Linked DNA regions of Homo sapiens: region 1 is linked to region 2. A link is a loop called in an ENCODE intact Hi-C map of the cell type or tissue named here. Cell type or tissue: PC-9. All regions are shown on one strand. Links, peaks and the distances in the headings refer to the core of each region. The heading gives the core; the rest is flanking DNA. Region 1 holds the start of C17orf113 (chromosome 17 open reading frame 113). Region 2 holds the start of ZNF385C (zinc finger protein 385C).

Region 1 (8,319 bases), core at 190-8,189, 50 kb before region 2:
CACCCAGGCTAGAGTGCAGTGGTGCGATCTCAGCTCACTGCAATCTCCACCTCCCGGATTCAAGCGATTCTCCCGCCTCAGCCTCCCAAGTAACTGGGATTACAGGCACATGCCGCCATGCCCGGCTAATTTTTTTTTTTTTTTTTTTTGAGACGCAATTTCACTCTGTCACCCAGGCTGGAGCGCAGTGGCGCGATCTCGGCTCACTGCAAACCCCACCTCCCGGGTTCACGCCATTCTCCTGCCTCAGCCTCCTGAGTAGCTGGGACTACAGGTGCCCGCCACCATGCCCGGCTAATTTTTTTGTATTTTTAGTAGAGACAGGGTTTCACCATGTTAGCCAGGATGGTCTTGATCTCCTGACCTCGTGATCCGCCCGCTTCAGCCTCCCAAAGTGCTGGGATTACAGGTGTGAGCCACTGCGCCTGGCCCCGGCTAATTTTTTTGAATTTTTAGTAGAGACGGGGTTTCACCGTGTTGACCAGGCTGATCTCGAACTCCCGACCTCAGATGATCCGCCCATCTCAGCCTCCCAAAGTGCTGGGATTACAGGCGCCTGGCCCAATTAGACGATCTGAAGCTCTGAGACTGCAGTAACTGTCTTGTCCACTTGACATGTATACCAGTGCCCTGTGTGGAACCAGCACATAGTAGGTGGGTAAAACAAGGGCAGATGAGGAGAGTTCCAGGGCCGGCTGGTTTGGTGCAAGGAAAGGCTGCCAGATGCAATCGTAACTTCTTGGCCCTCTTCCTTGGGACTTTTTTTTTTTCGAGACAGAGTCTTGCTCTGTTGCCCAGTCTGGAGTGTAGTGGTGTGATCTCGGCTCACTGCAACCTCCGCCTCCTGGGTTCAAGCGATTCTCCTGCCTCAGCCTCCTGAGTAGCTGGGATTACAGGCGCGCACCACCATGCCCAGCTAATTTTTTGTATTTTTAGTAGAGACAGGGTTTCACCGTGTTGGTCAGGCTGGTCTCGAACTCCTGACCTCGTGATCTGCCCGCCTCAGCCTCCCAAAGTGCTGGGATTATAGGTGTGAGCCACCGTGCCTGGCCCTTGGGACTCTTGAGTGGCACTTGGTGATGCTCACCACACCCTCCTTGGAATCCTCTTTTCTCTTGGCTTCTAGGATCCCATGTTCCTTGGTTTTCCTTCCTCTGTCCATCACTCCTTGGCCTCTGGAGGTCATCTCCTCCCCCCCTTCCCAACTTCAAATTGTCTAACATTTCAGAACCATCTCTGCAGACCACTGGGAAATACACAAACCCAGCCTGGGCACCACACCACTCCATCCAGCTGCCTCCCCGGCCTGTTCCTAGACAGAACTGTTGATCTATCCTTATAAATATGCCATTCTTGGCTGGATGTGGTGGCTCACACCTGTAATCCTAGCATTTTTGGGAGGCTGAGGTGGGAGGACTGCTTGAGCCCATGAGTTTGAGACCAGCCTGGGCAACATAGGGAGAACCTGTCTTTACCAAAAAAAAAAAAAAAAAAATTAGCCGGTCATGGTGGCATATGCCTATAGTCCCAGCTACTCGGGAAGCTGAGGCAGGAGGATCACTTGAGCCCGAGTTTGAGACTGCAGTGAACTGTGATCACATCACTGTACTCCAGCCACCCTGGGTGACACAGCGAGACCCTGTCTCTAAAAACAAAAACAAAAGCAAATATGCCCCTCTCCCAATCATCCCTGTCTCAGGAAATGAAATCCATCCTTCTTCCTAGGTGCCCTGTCCAGAAACCTGCCCTTCAATCCCTGTTCTCTTCTACATCCAGAACCTGCTCCATCCATAGGTCTTGTTGATTCTTCCTCCAAAATCCACTTCTAACTTGTCCCTTCTCTCCACACCACTGCCTGGCGGCCTTGTCCAGGCCACCTTTATCTTTTGCCTGGACGAGTGCAGTTGCTTCCTGACTGCACACTGGGTTTCCATTCTTAACCTCTCTTAACCAGAGGGGGGCTTTTAAAAATATACCACTTTAGTGAGCCGAGATCATGCCACCGCACTCCAGCCTGGGAGACAGAGCAAGACTCCATCTCAAAAAAAAAAAAAACAAAAATACTGCTTTAGACCCCTCCACAACCACCCACTCCTCTAAGGCCAGTGCCAGAATTCCTTTGAGGTCTGCCAAATGCCCAGGGCTACTGACCTCTCTGGTGGCCACTTGTGTCTCCCTTCCTTCCTAGTAACACCACCCTTCTCTCTGGGTTCCTCCAGAGTGCCAGGTTCCCATCCCCCGGGTCCTTTGCCCGTGCTGTCCCTTCTTCCAGAATATTCCCAGCTGCCCTCCCAATGCTTTACCTGGCCTGTTTCATTTCCCCTTTGGCCTTAGCTTAACCATCCATTCCCAGGAAGTCCCTTCTTTTCTGTCATTGCTCCCTGTTTGTTCTCTCCATTCCATGCTCCACAGATTACAAATCTCTGCTTCTATCTGTGTAGTTCTCTTGCTTCATCCTCTCTCCACCCCCCTTCTCATGCACGTTCCCTGAGGGCAGGAAAGGTAACTAACTTCTTCATGTCTGAATCCCAGAGATGGGTACAGTGCCTGACACCCAGCAAGTGCACCACACAGTTGGGCAGTGAATAAGAAAGAGCAGGTTCCCAGGCAGAGAGGGCAGTGGAGCCAGCCCTTGGGCACCTTTTAGGTGATTAAAACAGCTGCCTTTGACATCCTTTCCTCCCAAGATCCTGTGATTCTATGACCTTGCCCAGCCCACTATGCACAGGATCTCAGAATGGGGGCAGAGGGGTGCAAAAGCAAGGTGATGCCCTTCTGGAATTTTGTCAGATCCTTTCCATGTACATCGAAGCTGCCTATCCTGCCCATTCTGCAGAACAAAAGGCAGGTAGGTAGAGCCCAGGAAGGTGGAGATTCTAAAACGGCTCTGTCCAACACAGCAGCCACTGGCCACTGCAGCTATTGTAAATGCAGCTGTTTAAATTACTTAGAATTAAATAAAACATTAGCATTCAGCTCACACTAGGCACTTTTCAAGTGCTTAGTAGCCAATGTGGCTAGTGGCTATTGCATTGGACAGCACATTTACATCATCCCAGAAAGTTCTATTGGACAGAGCTGCTATAAACAGGTCAAATTCCATTGACATTCTCCCCACCTCAACCTCAAGGAAACAGGCTGAGTGGAGTGAGGTGTAAACAAAACTCCATGGGTCCAGTTGTGACCAAGGCTGACCAGGAGGGCACACTTGCTGCAGACACAGGTCTCCTCTCATTTCTCTCCACACCCTGACCAGCCGGATGGGAGCAGGAACAACTTGACAAGGACCCCAAGGCATGTAAGCCTCAAACAGTATTCATGTGGCCCCAGAATGTGGGTCCCGAGCCTCCTCCCCGGGCTCCTGGGGGCCCCTTGCTTTGGGACCCCACTAAGAGAAGTCCAGCACTCAGCAGACAGGGCCGGGCGCCCCCTGCTCTGACAGCCCTGGTGAGAAGGGGCTCCCCTGCACCTCTTCTCACGCATCCTCCCGGGGGCTGGGACGGGGAGGGCTGAGGAACTTCCTCTGGGGGGCGCGCGGTGACAGAGCCCTCGGTGGGTCCCGCAGAGGCACTGAGCCTCCGCCCGCCCGTCCCGCCCGCTCCGGGAGGGGGCGTCCAGCCCGGCCTGGCGCCCCCGCCCCGTCCGCTCGCACTCACGGAGACACAGGAGCCACCATCTTGGGCGGTGGACGCTCTGGCCGCGGTCTCCTTGGGCTCCACGGAGCGACAGCAGCCACTAGCGGCAACGGGGGCGAAGAGGCGCCAGCAGCCAGCGCCGGCCAGGGTCCCGGGCAGGGCGGGCGGCGCCCCCGGGGCTCACCTGGCCGCGCCCACCTGCGGCGCCTCCCGCCCAGCGCGCTCAGCCCGGCCCCGGCCCCACCCCCCAGCCCCTGCCGCCCCACGCGCGGCAGCAGGAGCCAGAGGCTAGACCGCAGGCAGCGCGGTGCCGGGGTTCATTCGGTCCGCGCATGTATCCGGGGTTCCTCGAGGGGCTCACAGCCTAAGCCACAGACAGGTAGAGCGCGGTAGAGGCTGCAAAGTGTTCTGAGAGTTTGGAAGCAAGTGCTTTGGGATCACGAAGGAGCGGGCGACCAGCTGAAGGTCTGCAGGGCGGGTCAATTAGGGTTCGCAGCATTCTGGGTAAGTGAACTTTTACTAGGGGAAGGGCACTCCAGGCCGTGGGATGGCAGAGCAAGGATTCCTCTGGAAGTTGACAGGTCGCTGCAGGTTCATGAAGAATTGGGGTGGGTGGGGGCAGTGCCTGATGCTGGATGGCTCTAGGGGAATGCTGGGGATTTTGACCTTCCCACCTGGTGGGAAGCCTCCTCCGGAGGAGTTGGAACTGGGAAGCTTATTGTTTTAGCCTAGTGAGTTATTTGCAGTGGGGTTGACAGAGTGGGGAAGAGGGAGGGAGGTTGGCGTGACCTTTTTCTAAAACTCTGATACACAGCCGACCCTCATCCCGGTCTGCGTTACTCTGAGAGGTGAATTGAGGAGCTTCCCTGCAAGAGGAATGTGCAGACGTGGAGGTGTGGAGTCCAGAGGCCTGGGATGGAGCTCCAGTTATATTTAACTCTGAGGCCTTGGACTGGACACTTAGCTATGAGCCTGTTTCCTCATCTGTAAAGTGGGAATTACAACTTGGGGAGGAGGCTAGGGCAGGACAGAAATGGGTCTGAAGACCAAATGAGGTGCTAGGTGTGGAGGCCATTCAGAGAGGGGGCTGGCCTGCTGCTGTGGATCAAGGGCATGTCCAGACAATGACCCAGTCTCCCCTTCCAGACAGCACAAAGTCACCCAGAAATGCCTTCCAGTCCCCTCACAATTGGGTACGCTGCTCTTCTGCAAAAGGCCTAGGGTGCATGTTGATTTGAGGTCCCAGCCCCACCAGTGGCTGCTGGGAACTCCTCTGCCCCAGCATCCTCCATGCAGCACTGCTCTGTGCCACCCACCGTCTGCCTCTGACATTCACTGTGAACCCCAGCCCCAGAGCTGCTGGGATGGAGCGCGAATCACATGCACACACACGTGTGGCCGCCTGACTCCTGGCTACACTCAAATGAAGGGAGATGTTGCAGCCCCCACAGCTGCCCCCGAGTGGCACCACACAGCCCTCAGGTCTAGAATTCTGCACCCTGAAAGGGTCAGGTTGGGGGTAGGTCTTCTTGGATGGCATTTTGCTGCGGAACAGCCACCTTAAGTGTCTTGGAGCAGCCATGGCTCATTAGCTAACTGCCTCAAGAGGGTGGGGTGTGGTCAGAGGTATGAGCAAGCCAGACCAGTACAGAAGAAGAGGCTGCCCCCAAAGGTCCAACCGAGGCTGGGGCAGGGCACAGAGCAGAAATCTTATGAAATAACATCACCCTGGCTGCCACCAAGGGAGAAGATCTGGGAAAACCACATCCTGCTATTTTGCCATAATGGGAAAAGACAGACAGACAGACACACACACACGAGCACAGAGACACACAACCTGAGGCCCATATCACCCATGGATAGTGGCAGGTTTAGACATCAAGGCACATACATACATACCTCCCCCCACACTTAGACCATGTATTCTATCTACACACGAGATGTGTATACATATGGAGGTGGTACTGATGCCAAGATACACAGATACCCATGCTGGCTGGGAGGCAAAGGCAGGCACACTGGCCACACAAGAGCATGCATGCATACACAGATGGGCACGAGCAACAAAGACATATTTGTGTATACATATACCCAGAGAGACAGATGCACATGAACGTACAGACTCCTACAAATGCAGTTACAGACCATGGACAGCAATGGGCACACAGTGGCACACACCTTCACAAAGATAGATGCATGTACACAAAGAGCCATATGCAGATGCAGAGACCGGTGTGCACACACACTCCCCTTACAAAGTTAAATGCATCGGAGTTAAAAGAGCATATCTCCAAACAGAGTCTCTCTCCCACTCTTTCCCCATCCCCCTACCCCCAAGTCACGGGGCAGACAATAGGGTCCTCCCAGAAGCACATGCCTGCACACAACACATCTCAAATAATGACACTGCCATTTCTATCATGGATAAAAACCCAAACTCTGCGAAGAATATGGGAGTCCAGGGGAGAGAGAGCCAAAGTGGAGAGTGAGAGGTTGAGCCAAGACCCACTGCATGCCCACTCCCACCATGGCCAGGGGGTTCCTCCCCACATTCTCCAGAGCCCCCAAGCCACTTCTGGGTCATCTAGCACTCAGGATGTGCAGACTGCCCCCAAGCTGGAGGAAGACTCCAAAGCCCAATCACAACATAAACTCTGCCCCCAGTCGCACTGCCTCCAGGCCCTTGCCCCCAAGGAAAGGGTTCCCCCAAATAGCCTTTGATGGGTGATGGCTGTCTCCCTCAAAAAAGGCCAGGCAACCGTCTGTGTGGAGAGGTGAGCTGGGAGACCACAGATAAAGAGGGGGAGGGGAGCATTGATTTGGACCCCAGTGCAGTGGCTGGATCTCAGGGAGGAGGCACCCTGATTTCTGTCCCCCTCTGTCTGCTTCCCTCTCTTTCTGTGCTGCAGTAACAGCTCTCTCTTCACTCCCCTCGGACGTCTCCCCCTCCCCTGGCCCCTCAGAGGCAGTTAAAGGTGAGGTCTGATACAAGGAACCTTTGACATGGGCTCCCTGGACAGGCATCTGCCCAGATGTCCAGCACCCCTGTTTCCCGCAGGGTGGACCTCCAGCTCCCCAGCATTCCTACCCTTTCTTTCACCTTTGTTCTCGGCCAGAGTGGGGGCTTCCCTGCCCAGCTCTGCACCTGGGAAAAGGGTTGAGAGTAACTGGCTACTGGTGTCTCTGAGAGACAACTTTTGGGGGCCAACTATAGCAGGAAAGGATTGGGCTGGGGAGAGGGGAGAGGACCACCCTCACCTAAGCCCTCTCCCCACTTCCCAGCCCGGGCGTCATCAGCACTCACCCAAGAGCATTCTCTGCCTTTGGAGGCACCACCGCGGAGTGCAGAACGAGGAGCAAATGAAACCCAGCCAGAGTGACAGAGGGAAGGGGGGGATGTGAGGGACAGGAGGGGAGGGCGCGAGGGAGGGACTCCTGGTTCTGCCTGGAAAGCAGCGTCGTTCCTGGGCCCTGTCTCTCTTTGCCAGGAAGGAGCTGCCCATTCTCTGGTTTCCCCCATCCCAACCACAGGTGGAAAGAACAGGGCATGTTCTTCCCCCAGGGGAGAAGTGTGGGGGCAAATGTGCAGACCAAGAACTGGGGGAGGATATCGGGGAGCATCCCTCACCCCCTACTCACAGAGGATTCCCTTGCCTGGGGCCTCTTACACTGAAGTGAAGGGTTGGAAGGACTGACTTTGTCCACAGGGACCTCCAGGGAAGGAGGAGCTGCTGGTCCTGCTCTGCCTGCTGGATGGCTCTTGCCGCCCTCTTGCCTCAGGACTTGCTGCTGCAGGAGCCCGTTTTCCTGCCCAGCCTCACTCATCCTCTCCTCACCATCCCCTTATGTTTAACTGCTGTTGCTGAAGAGGAAACTGAGCCTCAGAGAGGTGTTGCCACTTTATCAAAGAGCACTGGCCATGCAGGGTTTGGGGAGCAGGGATCCAGGTGTCTTGCCACTGTTAGTCTAGTACCTGGACCCTTGGATCTGCTATCTGGGCGATGCCAGGAAGGAGAGGAGGGAGTTTATCTGATCCACTAGAACTTCTTTTTTTTTTTTTTTCTGAAGCAGTGTTTCGCCCTGTCACCCAAGCTGGAGTGCAGTGGCAAGATCTTGGCTCACTGCAACCTCTGCCTCCCGGGTTCAAGCAATTCTCCTGCCTCAGCCTCCAGAGTAGCTGGGATTACAGGTGCCTGCCACCATGCCCAGCTAATTTTTGTATTTTTAGTAGAGAGGAGGTTTCACCATGTTGGCTAGGGTGATCTCGAACTCCTGACCTCAAATGATCCACCTGCCTTGGCCTCCCAAAGTGTTAGGATTACAGGTGTGAGCCACAGCACCCGGCCTGATCCACTACAACTCCTGACACCCCTCCCATGCCCACCCAAGATCCCCCAGCCCCATTCTTCTCCTCTCCATTCACTCCTTCCTCTCCCTCCTCTTCCTAAAAGCTGGCTCTTTACCGACCTGAGCACCTGGTGGCTGGGAGGGGGTGGAGTGGGGGAAGGAGGCAGCCAGCCCACAGCTGGATCCAGTCCTACATCCAAGCCCAGGTCCCGATGCTAGCCCCCGACCCCCTCAGCATCCTGTCTCCACCAGACAATAACCTGTAATCTCTGGAGCAGCCAACATTCACAAAGAAGATCTGGGAGGGGTTGGCAGCGGCAGCTCCTGAAAACAGGTT
Region 2 (8,319 bases), core at 66-8,065:
GGTTCCCCCTGGTAGGGGGGCATGCAGTGAAGGGCACTCTTTCTAGCCAAGCTTAGCTAAAAAAAAAAAAAAAAAAACCCTTCCACTCCCCCCTCCCCTGCTCGCTCTCACTCCCTGCAGATCGGCTTTGCTGTCCCACACATGAGGGGACACTGGTACTTTCTGAGCCCTCGCCAGGCTCCAGGCACTGTGCTAAGCGCTCTACATGTGTACCCTCATTTAACCCTTGCAGCCACTCTATGAGGTGGGTTCTATTATTATCCCCATTTTACAGGTGATTAAGTGAACTCAAAGAGGTTAAGAAACTTGTTCAAGGTCACGCAGTAGGTAGAGGTGTCAGAACTCAGCTCTAACTGACCCCAAAGCCCCCACTCTTTCCACTAGAGCACATGGCCTCCCAGAAGCAAGAAGCTGGCACAGACCCAGAAGGGATGAAGGTCGGATATGAGAACGAACTTCTGCCTCTGATGGTTTGTGTGGTGAAATGAGGCAATGGAATGGGGAATCTAGACAGACAAGGAAGCCCCCCTCCCCCCATTGTCACCCGTGTCTGTCCAAAGGCTTGCGATGATCTCAGGAAGGTCCCTGGGGTCCCAGCTGGACCCAGACAGCAATGTCCTGACTTCCCTTTGTTCTATAATCCAGGGTCCTCTGCTCTACTTCAACCCAGCACCAAGACCCAAAGGCTGCCTCTCCTTAGTGGCTCAGAGCTCTGAGCATCACATTCAAGCTGTCAGCCCAGGTCCTCCTCCTCCAGGAAGGCTTCCTCGAGGTCCTGGGAGGCAGGACCCCTTTCCTACAGCCCAAATCCCAACACTGAGGGTGCAAATGCTCCCCTGTCTGCAATAAGGCCACATCTGCGATCACCTTCCCCAGCCGGCTCTGTGACACAGACACAGAAAAGATCTACTGAGTTCCCAGACTTTCCGGGTTCCCTAGGCCATCGGGGTAATCCCCTGCTCACCCCCTTGTACCCAGATGTAAATAAATGATGCAGGTGCCCTGGGGCTCATTAGAAAATCCCAGGCCCCAGCTCAGCTATGCGGCGGCTTTTACCTCATTAGCCCACGGAACAGAAGCCCAGTTTGGGTCAAGCCATCACCCCCTAGGGTGGGGAAGAGGCTGCCCTTGGATGAGGCATGGCGCACTCTCAGTCAACGAGGTTCCTTACTCCGGACCCCCGTCCTCACCATCCCCAACCTGCCCCACTCCAGAAAGCTGCGTGTCTAATGCCCGGCTCTTTCTTTTCCATCCTTTGGAGCCCGCCTGGCATCAGGGATAACCAGCCAGGACCCTCTAACTGCCCCAGAGTTCAGTCCCGCCCAGCAGATGCCCAACGTCGGCGCTCAGAGCCGAGATAGGGATATCCTCACTGTCCCTTGGGGTCCCCCAATTTTGAGGCGAGAGGACCGGACAGGTGGAAGAGGCTGCCTCGTTCTCCCGCGCTGCCCTCGAGGTCCTCGGCGTGGACTAGCCCGCGTCGCCGTCTTACCTGCGGGGCAGAGACGGAGCCCGCCGCGGCCACCTGCTCTCGCCTGGCTGGGAACGCTGCGTGTGGGGCTGGCTGGGAGGGGCGGGGCCCGGCGGGGCAGGGGCGGGGCTGGGAGGGGGAGCCGGGCCGGCCCCTCCCTCGAGGCCCCGCCGGTGGGGTGCGCGGGCTCATTCAGGTGGGAAGTCCCGGGAGAGCATCTGAGCCACAGGGAGGGCCCGGAGCTCGAGTTCTGAAGGCTGGGAAGTTAGGACTCCAGGGGGTGCGGGGGGTGGGTGGGAATTCCCCGCTTCAGACAGCCTCGCCCAGATGCCCTGGAGAGGGTGACTTCATATAAAGACCCCTCACACGAAGAAGAAAGCTCAGAAACCTCTCCTGGCCTGAGTCCCCTTCCATCTGAGCTCTTCGGGCCTGGCAGGGTTGGGTGTGAGACGGGACACTCCTCTAAAGTAAGGGTGCCCTCTCCAGGGCTCAGCTGTGTAGGGGTTTAGGCCGCTGAGGGGGCCATTAGGCAACCAGACCATCTTTATCCTCAGCCCATCTCCCTCCCTGCCACACAGCCCCTCCTCCGCCCCCAGCGCCAGCCCAGGTCCCCCAGCTGTCACTGTTTAGCCCTGGAATGACAGGCGTCCTGACTCCGTGAGTCTAGCCACATTCAAGGCCTTTGAGCTTAGCACCCCTGAGCCCCTGCCCCCTCCCTCTGCCCCCAGTCGCTAATTTTATTGACCTGTAAAAGGCACGTTGCTGGCAGGCAGTATACTAACTGAAGGCAAAGTGGGGAGCGGATGGGCAACTCTCCCCCCGGGAAGGCAGCTGGAGATGGGACAGGAGGGAGGAGGAAGGAGACTCCTGGATCCAGGGCCAAGGACACTTTGAGAGGAGGAAGAGGGGGGCCTTGGGAAAGAGAAGTACACTGTCTATGGGAGATGGTAGCCAAAAAGACGGGAACGGGAATTTCAGCCCTCAATCAGACAAGAGGCCTACAGAAAAAAGAAAATGCTGGGAGAAGACAGGGTGCATTTCTCATCTACCTGGGGACAGAACCAAGAATGTAGCAGGAGGGAAGGAGGTTGGACGGCAGGAAGGACTGCCATCCTGCTCTCAAATCTCTGCCCTAGCCCCCTCCCTTCCTCTTGAAGGTGTCTCCTGCCTGCTGGGCCTTGTACTACAGAAATAGCCCTTTCCCTGATGAAGCAACCTAGATCTTGCCTTTCTTTTTCTTTCTTGTTAAAATGAGAACAGAAAATTTAGGCCTTTGTAATTTTCCCCACCCCCGTGCCTACCTGAGCCCACCCCTCAAACCCTGGATCTCAGCCTTTCCCCAGCCTAGGGGAGATGATCTGAGGGTTAAGGGAAGGTGGAGAGGGGAATATCGGGGTTGGAAGCTATTATGGGGTAGGGGGAGCAGGAAGCCCTCACACTCTTGATGGGCCTCAAGTTTAGACTGTTGATACCCTTTATGAATAAGGCTTAGGAGGGCTATTAAAGAGGAGTGTTTAAAACTTCTTTTATTTTTTTATTTTTGAGATGGAGTCTTACTGTGTTGTCCAGGCTGCAGTGCAGTGGCATGATCTCGGCTCACTGCAAACTCCGTCTCCCAGGTTCAAGTGAGTCTCCTGCCTCAGCCTCCTGAGTAGCTGGAATTACAGGGGCCTGCCACTATGTGAGGCTAATTTTTGTAATTTTTAGTAGAGATGGGGTTTCACCGAAATGGCCAGGCTTGTCTCCAACCCCTGACCCCAGGTGATCTGCCCACCTCGGCCTCCCAAAGTGCTGGGATTACAAGCGTGAGAAAATGCGCCTGGCCTAAAACTTTTAACACTAGGTCAGGCACAGTGGCTCATACCTGTGATCCCAGCACTTTGGGAGGATCACCTGAGCCCAGTAGTTGGAGATCAGCCTAGGCAACATAGTGAGAACTTGTCTGTACACTGCCCCTCTACCCCCCAAAAATTAGGTGTGGTGGTATACATCTGTAGTCCCAGGTACCAGGGAGGTTGAGGTGGGGGGATTGCTTAAGCCTGGGAGGTTGAGGCTGAAGTGAGCCATGATTGTACTACGGTACTCTAGCTTGGGCGACAGAGCGAGTCCCTGTCTCAAAAACAAAATAAGAACAAAAACAAAAAAAAAAAGGCCGGGCCCAGTGGCTCATGCATGTAATCCCAGTACTTTAAGAGGCCGAGGTGGGTGGATCACCTGAGCTCAGGTGTTTGAGACCAGCCTGTTGGGCAACATGGCGAAACCCTGTCTCTACCAAAAATACAAAAATTAGCCAGGCATGGTGGCAGGCACCTGTAATCCCAGCTACTTGGGAGGCTGAGGCAGGAGGATCACTTGAGCCCTGAAGGCAGAGGTTGCAGTGAGCTGAGATCGCGCCACTGCACTCCAGCCTGGGCGACAGAGTGAGACTGTCTCAAAAAAGCCAAACACTTTTAACACTAAAAATTACAAAGCAGGTCATTGGATGGGGAAGGGTGAGAGGTATGGATTTCAATGGGGAACCAGGAAACTTTTGTTGTTCTTTGAAAATTCCACTGGAAGAAACAGGACATTTTGAGGGTGATGGCTATGTTCATTATCTTGATCGTGGAGGATATGCATGTTAAAATGTATCCAGGCCAGGGATGGTGGCTCACGCTTGTAATCTCAGCACTTTGGGAGGCTGAGGCAGGCAGATCGCCTGAGGTCAGGAGTTTGAGAACTACCTGGCCAACATGGTGAAATCCCATCTCTACTAAAAATACAAGAAATTAGCTGGGCATGGTGGCGGGCACCTGTAATCCCAGCTACTTGGGAGGCTGAGGCAGGAGAATCGCTTGAACTCAGGAGGTGGAGGTTGCAGTGAGCCAAGATCGTGTGACTGTACTCCAGCCTGGGCAACAAGAGTGAAACTCCATGTCAAAAAATAAAACAATTTTAAAAAAGTACCCAATTGCACACTATACAAGCAGTTTATTTTCTACCAATTATATTCCAACAAAATTAAGACACCACACATTTTCTATCCCATTTTTTCATTTATTTTTATGAGGAGCCTCAAAAAATAGAAGTGGCCTTGGTAGGGAAGGAATGTCGTGATTCTGAGTACAGTATGGCAAATTCTTTTGCCTCAGTTTCCCTAACTCCATCCAGTGCATATGAAAATGTCTATGTGCGTACAAGGTAGGTCTGGACTAAGCTCTGGCCCTCCGGTTGTTTTCCCATTGCGGGAGCCTAAGCCAGGGTGCCCAGGACTCCTGTGTGGCTGGTGGGCCTGATGCCCACAGCTGATGATTCAGGAAGGAGGGGCCTGGAGTCTGCTGCAGACTCTCCCGCCCCCTACAGCCCAAACCGGGCACTGCAGCAATGAGGTGGTCAGTCCAGGGAGAGGTCCGACAAGTTCTCGGCACAATGCTGCAGGAAGTCAAAGTCAGGCACGGAGAAGGGCACGCGGGACCACTTTTTGGCCTGGATCCGCCCCTGAGGGGTCTCCAGCAGCATGCTGCGGACTTTGAGCACTGGCAGCTTCACTGACTTGTAGATCATCTGCAGACCCCAGACCTGGAGGTGAGACAGAGAGGGTAGGGTCTGGGTCTCTGGCCTCAGACTGGGCTTCTCTCCTCAAGTTGGAATTCCCTGAATACAGGGCCTTTTCCTCCCACCTGAGATGTCACAGACTGTGGGCTCCCTTAGGGAGGGGCTGGACCTCCCTCTTCAGACTGGAGGCCATGGGGTGGGACTGTCTCCCGTGTCCTAGTGAGGGCTCCCTGAGGGCCTCTGAAGACTGGGGCTGAGGACTCTGGGGCCTGGGACGTGGCCTAAGCTCTTACCTCCCCACAGTTCCTGCAGCTGATGACACCCCCAGGCTTCCAGTCCTTGAAGACTTTGTTGATGACCACAGGATCCCTGGAGACATTATAGTAGTTCCTGGAGAGGAAGGGGGGTGGCCACAGCCCTCATTGACCCTCCTCAGCCCCGGATCTCATGCCCTCCTGCCGGCCAAGTCTCTGCCTGGACCTTGGGCCTTCCTGCTGGTTAAGAGGCACAGACTTCCCAGGCCAGGAAATCCAATCTTTGGTGAGTTCTACCTGTGTGGCCTCCATCGCACGTTCCCTTGTGCCCAGGTTCAAGCCTCAGCATCGGTTACCTGGTCTTCACAGTCTCCTTATGGGTCTCTCTGCCTCCATTTTTACTCCCAATCCCAAGCCATCCTTCCACCAACTGCTAGAGGGATCTAAAAATATAAATCTGCCCTGACATTCTGTTCCTTAAAATCTATCCAAGATTCCTAAGAGGAACCTCCTGGATAAAGGCTACACTTTCACACCTGACCTTTCAAATCTTCCACGGGCTAGTCTGTCTTTTTCTAAATCTCATTATTCACAGTCCCTTCCACTCAGGTCAACTGGTGTCGCTTTTTTTTTTTTAAAGGCAGAGTCTCACTCTATTGCCCAGGCTGGAGTGCAGTGGTGCGATCTTGGCTTGCCTCCCGGGTTCAAGTGATTCTCATGCCTCAGCCACCCAAGTAGCTGGGATTACAAGCATGGGCCACCACGCCCAGCTAATTTTTGTATTTTTTTTTAGTAGAGAAGGGGTTTCAATATGTTGGCCAGACTGGTCTTGAACTCCTAACCTCAAGTGATCTACCCACCTCCGCCTCCCAAAGTGTTGGAATTACAGGCGTGAGCCACTGCACCTGGCCCTCCATGGTTACCTTCTCATTCGCTCACATTCAAACCAGACCCATTGAGACCTAGCTGAAATGCAACCTCCTCAATTGAGAAAATCTGTGTGAAGATCCTTGGCACAGTGGCCCGGAACACAGAGGGTAACATAATGAATGGATGGAGGATGGGGGAAGGTTACTCTCTAGGAGATAGTGGATGGAGGATGGCCCAGGGATGGCCAAGCTCTCTTGATATCTTCGGAATAGGTAGGACCAGAGGGTCAATGTGTGGTCTTTTGACACTTAGTATCCTGAATTCCAGTTCTTGCTCAACCAGATAGTGGCTGTGGGAACTTGGGCAAGTCACATAGCCTCTCTGAGCCTCTATTTCCTTGCCTGTAAAATGGAGACAGGGATAAAACCTGTCTAACCAGATTATTGTGAAAATGCAAAGTACTTGCTACAATGCTCTTTAGCTTCCCAAAGCTTCAAAGCACTGTCTGGATGGGAAGGATTCCCAGGCCCCCATCCCAGTAGCCCCTTCCACAGGTCTCACGAGAAGTTGGGGTTCACATTGACATGGTGGGTGCCCTCCACCTTCCGCAGGTCGCTGCCATGGCCCACAGCCACCATGCAGTTGATGCAGAGTAGCTGCACGTGCTCCACTGGGAACTGCTGCCGCTGGTTCTCCCGCTGGGCTGCCTGGGCCGCCCGCTTGGTCAAGGCTGCCTGCTGCAGATCCCGGATCTGGGGTGGGAGGAGACACCAGGCATGGCTGGGGCCTAAGAGAACGTTCCTTGGGGGACAAAAGGTTCCCAAAGAACTAAGATCATTTGTACCTGGAAGAGACTTTCCTTAACCCTCCCTGGAGCTTAAAAGAAGCTCTATTGCTGTGATGATGCAGTAACTCATGCCTGTAATCCCAGCATTTTGGGAGGCCAAGGCGGGTGGATCACGAGGTCAGGAGTTCGAGACCAGCCTGGGCAACATGGTGAAACCCCATCTCTACTGAAAATACAAAATTAGCCGGGCATGGTGGCGCATGCCTGTAATCCCAGCTACTCGGGAGGCTGAGGCAAGAGAATTGCTTGAGCCCAGGAGGTGGAGATTGTGCCATGCACTCCAGCCTGGGTGACAGAGTGAGACTCCGTCTCGGGGAAAAAAAAAAAAACAGCTATGGAGAAAAACAGTATGAGTAGTCGGGGGCAACAGTGGGAGGGGTAAGCTTTCCTGCTCAATCTTGAAGGACTTTAGGCAAAGCTGCTTCTGTGAATCTGTCATGGGGCATCATTAACAATTATGCTGGGACAACAGGGAGCACCCTGGACAAGGCAGGATGGTGGTGGCCCTGCCTCAGGGGAACTGATGATATAAGTCCTAGTTCTGGGCTTATCTTCTGCACGTGGACTTATCTTGTCCCCTCTGCCTGGTTCCAGAAAGGCTGTAATGCAGCTCTTCCAGATACATAAAGTATCTCATGGCAAAGATAAATAAAGAGCCTTGGACAAGGCCTGTTCCCAAGGCCTTCTGGAGTCCAGGTACTGCCTTCCCTGGCAGCCCCACCCCGGCCCTTATTTAAACCTTCCCTAGGTGGCCAAAGTTAGCCCCGAGATGTAGAGGGGACAGGGGGACGTATGTGTGCAGTCAGAAACCTGCCAGGGAGGGGCTCCCTCCTCCCCATCCCTCCCACAGGGCATGCAGGCTGCCTGCAGACCTTGGCCTGGTACTCGGCCTGGTCCATTTTCTGCACAGCAGCCACTGCCTGCTCCATCAGCGTCTCCAGCGCCTCGTTGATCAGCTCCCGCTTCAGCTCCCGGCTACCTTCAGTTGCTACAAACGCGTATACACTCTGATCGGCCCGGGCACGGCCCCTGGCCTGGGAAGAGAGACAAGGGGTGTCCTGAGTTGGGCTGGGGCCCCACACAGGATCCTATAAGGGCGGCTGAGTGGAGGAGGATGTGAGTACCTGGACCATGGAGATTTCATTGGTCAAGAGCCCATAACGCACCACCACATTGCAATGTGGGATGTCCAGCCCCTCCTCCGCCACACTCGTGGCCACCAGAAGGTTCAGGGTTCCATCTTGGAACTTCTGGATCACTTCTTGCTGGTCCCTCTGCAGGCGGAGGGCAGGGAGGAGAAAGAGGCTGGTACATGAGGAGGCTCAGACTGACTCCACCTGCCA

The links. A loop is a pair of places that touch in the nucleus more often than their neighbours do. Peaks named below come from ENCODE experiments on the same cell type or tissue, not always from the same donor. Only the 100,000 strongest peaks of a DNase experiment are listed, where the experiment ranks them.
Region 1: a loop joins it to region 2, with 4 times the contacts of the local background. A loop is called at or near these places in 77 of 110 quality-filtered maps.

The regions. Positions count from the first base shown.
Region 1 is chr17:42,046,901-42,055,219 of GRCh38, forward strand. All of the region lies in intron 2 of ZNF385C (zinc finger protein 385C), which reads right to left. C17orf113 (chromosome 17 open reading frame 113) reads right to left here and starts at 3,701. Exons shown (of 3, transcript NM_001358661.2): 1 at 3,657-3,701. RefSeq lists silencers at 3,510-3,709, 3,790-3,859 and an enhancer at 4,479-4,980. In PC-9, for the core only: CTCF peaks have their summits at 3,239, 3,675, 4,139, 4,433 and 1 weaker place; a DNase peak (open chromatin) is centred at 3,711; H3K4me3 peaks cover 1,773 bases; H3K27me3 peaks cover 2,148 bases.
Region 2 is chr17:42,096,918-42,105,236 of GRCh38, forward strand. It overlaps ZNF385C (zinc finger protein 385C), which reads right to left and starts at 1,556. Exons shown (of 9, transcript NM_001392013.1): 1 at 1,493-1,556. It overlaps DHX58 (DExH-box helicase 58), which reads right to left. Exons shown (of 14, transcript NM_024119.3): 10 at 8,101-8,250; 11 at 7,849-8,010; 12 at 6,691-6,881; 13 at 5,299-5,395; 14 at 4,494-5,029. The coding sequence ends at 4,844. RefSeq lists an enhancer at 7,486-8,319. In PC-9, for the core only: a CTCF peak has its summit at 4,813 (motif pointing left); no DNase peak of the experiment used is centred there; H3K27me3 peaks cover 600 bases.